2 separate regions of the Mus musculus genome follow, and region 2 is linked to region 1. Evidence: chromatin loops called from intact Hi-C (ENCODE). Cell type or tissue: heart. All regions are shown on one strand. Links, peaks and the distances in the headings refer to the core of each region. The heading gives the core; the rest is flanking DNA.

What was found. A loop is a pair of places that touch in the nucleus more often than their neighbours do. Peaks named below come from ENCODE experiments on the same cell type or tissue, not always from the same donor. Only the 100,000 strongest peaks of a DNase experiment are listed, where the experiment ranks them.
Region 2: a loop joins it to region 1, with 7 times the contacts of the local background. A loop is called at or near these places in 26 of 42 quality-filtered maps.

What each region holds. Positions count from the first base shown.
Region 1 is chr7:74,701,906-74,704,821 of GRCm38, reverse strand. No RefSeq gene overlaps it. Among named protein-coding and RNA genes, the nearest start is that of Gm30459, 63 kb to the left of the region's middle. In heart, for the core only: a CTCF peak has its summit at 1,097 (motif pointing right); no DNase peak of the experiment used is centred there.
Region 2 is chr7:74,366,215-74,369,130 of GRCm38, reverse strand. All of the region lies in intron 2 of Slco3a1 (solute carrier organic anion transporter family, member 3a1), which reads left to right. Among named protein-coding and RNA genes, the nearest start is that of Slco3a1, 190 kb to the left of the region's middle. In heart, for the core only: CTCF peaks have their summits at 664 (motif pointing right) and 1,590 (motif pointing left); no DNase peak of the experiment used is centred there.

The DNA of each region.
Region 1 (2,916 bases), core at 123-2,622:
CAGTCTCCTGTCATTCAGAAAGAAAATCTAGTCATTTACTTGTGTCCCAAATGTCTCCATTAAAACCTGACAGCAGAGAACCCACAGTGGGTTCAATCACCACTCCACACTACGACACTGAATACCTGCCTGCCAAGTGAACATCAGCTCTGTGCTTCCTGCCCAAGGCATGGAGATAGAAGACGAGCTGGATCTCCAGGCTGCTCCGTCGGCATAGAACCCAATGGGAGGACATGAGTGTAGCTAGAGGAACCACCTTCTCAAGGACCTTACTACCTAGACCCTGGATGCTCAAAGCTTAATCCTGGCCCTGGCTGTCTGGAACCGTGACACCCCTGAAATGTGGTTAGTTCAGTAGAAGAACATTTATGGCTATTTAATTTCAATTAAAAATTATTATAATCTAGTTCTTGGAAAACTTTCACATTGGCTTGGATAAATAGAGGTAGAGGCTTCCTTTAAAATTATGTATTCATTAATGGCTTGTGTGTTTGTGTGTGTGTGTGAGAGAGAGAGAGAGACAGAGAGACAGAGAGACAGAGGCAGAGACAGAGACAGAGATCAGTATTGTGAGCCACTGAGTAACTATAAATGTCGTATCAGAGCACAACTTGAGCACTGAACTCGGGTTCTTAGGCTTGCAAACCAAGAGCTTTTACCTGATGATCCATCTCCTGGCTTGGATCTCCTTTCTGAACTTTAAAGATTACAAATCTCATGAAATTATGAAGTACAAGCTTTTAGTGCCATATTTGTCATGTGATATATGCGTTTTGAAATATATACAATGCTTCTAAGAATAATTATGAAAAGAATAGAAGATATCCTGATCATCTATGCAGTCATTCCATATTGAAAACAACAAAAATATACTTTGGATAGATGAGGGCCAATATGATAGTTAAGGTTAATCACTTGGAGCTTTTACAGTGTTTAATGTGGTTGCCAGAAACTCATAAATGATGTTCGCAGCATGTTATCTTAAACAGAGGTTCTCTGGAGGAAATAAGTGGTAAGGAAATAACAAATTGTTTTTTTTTTTTTTTTAAGATTTATGTTTTTATGTATGACTCTTCTAGCTGCATGTACATCTGCATGCCAGCAGAGGGCATCAGATCCCATTACAGATGGTTGTGAACCACCGTGTGGTTGTTCAGAACTGAACCCAGGACCTCTGAAAGAGGGATCAGTGCTCTAAACCGCTCAGCCATCTCTCATCCCCAAAATGTGCATTTTATGTGGTAAACACGACACTGAGAAATAAGGGACAAAAAGCTGGGCATCTCTTTTGAAGGGGATGCAGAAGTTCAGAGGCCTAAGAAAGCAGAAAAGAGGCAAGGTGGGTTCAGTTAGAGAACTAGACACCTGCAAACACCCAGAGGTAGAAACAAGCCTTGCTTATGAAGAATGTGAGTAAATTTCAAAGTTAGAAACTACAATTGAGGATAAAGATCAGGTCAGAAACCAAAGCAGCTTCTCTCCCGAAAGAAGAGACTCAGAGCTTACTTCGAGGTGGTGGGAAGTCTCTGTGACTCTTAATGAAAAGGACAACATGTCCAGAGCTCCTCTGCTTCTTGGTAGGGTGGGTGGATTTCTGATGATCGAAGGAGTTGATGCTAGAGTCTCATGCATGCCCACCACATGCCCTCTCACGGCTGTGCTCCTACCAGTGTGTGAAAGTGTGTGTGTGTGTGTGTGTGTTTAAAAGATATATTTAATTTCATGTGTACCCATGGAGGTCAGAAAGGGGCACCAGGTTCCCTGCAACCACACTTAGAATAATGTCACATATTCACACTTAGCCATAGTGTCGCCATTATTTACCCTACCCCACCTCAGGCCGTTTTAAAACATTCATTTTTTTTTAAGGGATTTTTCTAAGTTTCACAGGCTGGTCTCAAATTCACTTTGTAACCCTTACAGGTCTTGAACTTGCAAAGTTGCACTGGGGACCCCTCCACACAAGCAGAATGACAAGGCAGAAGAATTCAGAGACCCAGTGTTTGCCCTGCAGAGACGGATGCTCCACAGAGCAGAACAGAAAAGAAGGCAGCAACCAGTTCCAGGCTGAACAGTATGCAAATACAATCAATCATAAACAAGCATTTTTAGGAAACGAAGACATTTTATATGAATGTTGAGGTTATTTCTTGTTCTGTTACAAGGTACAGACTAAACCTGTGCAAACAAAAGCAAATATTTGCGAAAGCAAAGCTTATAACCTCAGTATGTATGAGCCTGTGACAAACTCAACAATTAATTGTGACCCCTTAGTATGAAAAAATGCAATTATTGGAAGAGAGAAGGCTGGCTGAGTTGTGAGGAAGGACTTTCCAGGTAATGTCTACACTGGTGTCCCTCTGATCCTGTGTGGTCAGGTCTCTTGTTCACATCATTGGCCTTCGGATTCTCTGAAGAAAACACCTCTGAATACAAATATTCCAATTTTGCCCCAGGACTCTCATTCTGTTCTGGCTTCATTATTGTTTCTAACCTCATTTCACTCCTAATTCACATTTCCTTTCCTACCAGGAGGTCAGAGCTCTTTATATATATATGGACATGTAAATTGTTGTATTTCTTGGTTTTCCATTAAGCACCCACCACTTGGGATTTCTGTACCATTCTGTGTCTCCTGAGGAGAGTTGAATGGATCAGAATTTTAAATGTATAAGTGCCCCAGGCTTCTTAGGAGAATTATATTCTGGAAGTAAAAAAAAAAAAATACAAACATAGATTTATAAATATAACAGGAAATGTCTTGGGCTTAATCAATGTGATAAAAACTAAGCCATTAGGGGTGGTGGCGTGGATTGCCAGAGTCAGAAGTCGGTAGGAAGGTGGGATCTCTGGTCCTAGTGTGCATGCATCCTCTGTGCCCAATGGACCATCACTCCATTGCCTTGAGCTTGCACT
Region 2 (2,916 bases), core at 240-2,739, 340 kb after region 1:
CCTTCCCTGTGTCTCTGATTGTTAAGATGTTCTCCAAATAAGAAATTTTGGTCTTGTATCCAGACAGACCATAAGCAGAACTCTGAAGACACCACTGACTGACCAACTGTGTGGCAAAGGAGAGAAGGGAAGAAAAATGAGGGAACCTAGAGAGATTCAGCAAAGGAGGCAGTCACTAAGGCAGACTTAGGACGGTGTGTGGGATTTCAACTCTGCCTCCAATAGAGAAAACCTGGGTTGAGGGCTAAGCTGATTGAGGCCATGCTATCTAGCATTAGAGGCCACACCAGGTGTGCCAGGCACCACATCATGCTTTCATCAGAGTGTACACAGTACTGGCAGCGTACAGAGATGATTGACTGGCTGCCAGTGGAATTAAGGTTCTGCCCCGCCCCACGTCCATGCTTTAGACCAGCCCCCTCTCTGCCTTAGCCTCGGATAGAGCCCAAGCCCTTTCTTATCACTAGGTGCCTTCTAGATCCCGTCCACTGCCTTGGAGCTAAAGCTCAACGAGGAACCACAAGGTCAGCCTCAAAAGCCCAAGGTTCTCTACCTGACTACATATGTTACATATGTACTACACGTACTACATGTACTACATGTTACATTTTCTTGTGTTTGCATGTGAAGTGACCCACAGATTCTTGTGGGTGTGAGCACTCAGTCTTCAGCAGGTGGCGCTGTTCTGGGAGGGTGTAGAACTTTTGGTAGATGGAGCTTCCCTTGGGGAGGTAGGTCACCAGATCCGGCTTTATATCCTTGCCATCTTCTTGTTTGCTCTTTCTTTCTATCCATTCAGACATGAGCTCCTGCCACCACACACCACTGTCCTTTCCTGACAGACACAGGGTGTCCTCGAACCATGAGCCAAGATAAGTGTTGTCAGGTGTTTAGTCACGGTGACAAGAAAGATAGCTAGTCCAAGCTGAGGTGGGGAGTAGTGCCCATGCAGCATCCTGCTCTGCCTTCCTCAGCATCAGGGGCCAGGCCTACAGGATTAGTATTTATGTTTCCTAGGCGATTCCACTGTACAACCAAGTTTGAAGTTAGTGATAAGTCTGAGGGAAGAGCCACATGAGCTCTGCCTCTGTCATAGCCCTATGGCTTTAGCCGAGTTAGTGTTGTGTTTTCTTTATAAACTTTACATAGCAATAATTTTATTTCATGAATTGTGCACCGTCTGGAGTGTCTTAAGTGCTGGATAAATGGTTGCCACCCCTCCTTGCCTTCTCCCCTCCTCTTCCTCCTCTTCTTCCTCCTCAGACAAGAGCACATCAGTTAAAATGCTGTCAGACTGTGGCCAGTGAGCAATGGATAAATATGTATTGTGTGTCTTGCAGGCTTCCTGCTGTTTACCGATCATGTTTTATTCATGCATGTTGCATGCAGAAGGCTCCCTAAGAGGGGAGAATTTTCAACCTGAGGTTTGGAAGACAGAGAGCTAAATCTGTATAAATGGAGGGCAAGGAGGGCAACTGTAAGATGAGGAGAGCGACGTTCTCACCAAAGGTTTCACTGGCTACTGGCAAAGAGAGCCCGATGATGCTTGAAAAGCTGGGCGCTCCTTCCTTTCTAGACTGGTGCTGCCCTCTAGTGAGAGGAGTCACAGTCAGCCTGAGTGTCCTCATCCCGGAGGGGACCAGGCAGAGTTAAAAGAAAGGCAGCCCAGCTACAGAAACATACACTAAGGAGGGGACGCCATACAGGACATCCTCCCCAATCTTTTCAGTCCTGATACAGTTATGGTGACATCCGTCATATTGTGTGCACCCACCAATGTGTCTAATAGTCCCAGTTTGACAAGGCAGATATTCTTATTCCCAGATGTGGCATTGAGATATTATTGGTCATCTAGAAATTGAGGCATGAGCCAAAGTGGTTGAGTCTGACTGAGTCAACGGCCCTCTTTCTATGTTGTCATGGTAGCATTTTGTAGGGCAGTTCCTAGAACCCGAGGTCACATCCACCTCCTCTTAGAACCTGAGGTTATCTCCATCTCCACCATGGAGACGCTGGACGTCCTTAGAGCTGCTCCCTCCCCTCTCTGAGTTTCTGCTTTCTCATCCTACTCCTCAGACATGCTCCTCAGAATGGTTCCCTGACCACAACTTTATATGAAGAAGTGGTCACTCCAGGATGGCGGGGTGAGAGCGGCTCCACTTTCAGAATGTATTACTTTTACGACTACACAAACTAGAGATGAGTTAGATCATTCTCCTCCTACAGAGGCAGAAGCAGTCGCCAGCGTGTACCAGGCCAGATGTCACAGAAGAGAAATCTTCACATTCTGAGAGTAATCTCTGTATCTCTCTCCAGGACACCACTACATTCCCTCAAAGACTAGACTTTTTTTTTGTCAAGCACAGAACCCTTAGCTCTGCCCTTCCCCCACCCTGTGTTGTCTCACTCAGTTTTGTTAAGAAGTCAAGGCTGTCATGTGAGACCTCTGTCCTTTGGTGTCCTCCTGAGGCTGGGCTTTAGCTCCTCCCTTGCCACCTTCTCAAGGACAGCCAGGAGTGTCTGCTGCTTGCATTTCCCTTTGATTAGCACCTTGGACTCTATTGCAATCTCTGAAATAGTCTGTGCTTTAGACACAGTCTCTAGGGACCAGAGAGGTGACACAGATGGTAAAGTGTTTGCCTCGCAAGTGTGAGGACCTTAGTGCAGAATGCTAGAACCCATGCTAAGGTAGATTCCAGTGGTCCTGAGGCAAGAAGGGAGATTCCCCCAGAAGCTGGAGGCCTGCTCTCCTGTCCTACACAATGAGGACTAAGACATCCTGTGGCTACCAAGGTAGACAGTGAGGTGAACTCCCAAGGCTGTCCTCTACCTCTGTGTGTGCAGGTGTGTGTTTGCACTCACACATTCAAACACTTGCACACATATACACACACCATATACACATCATATACGCAG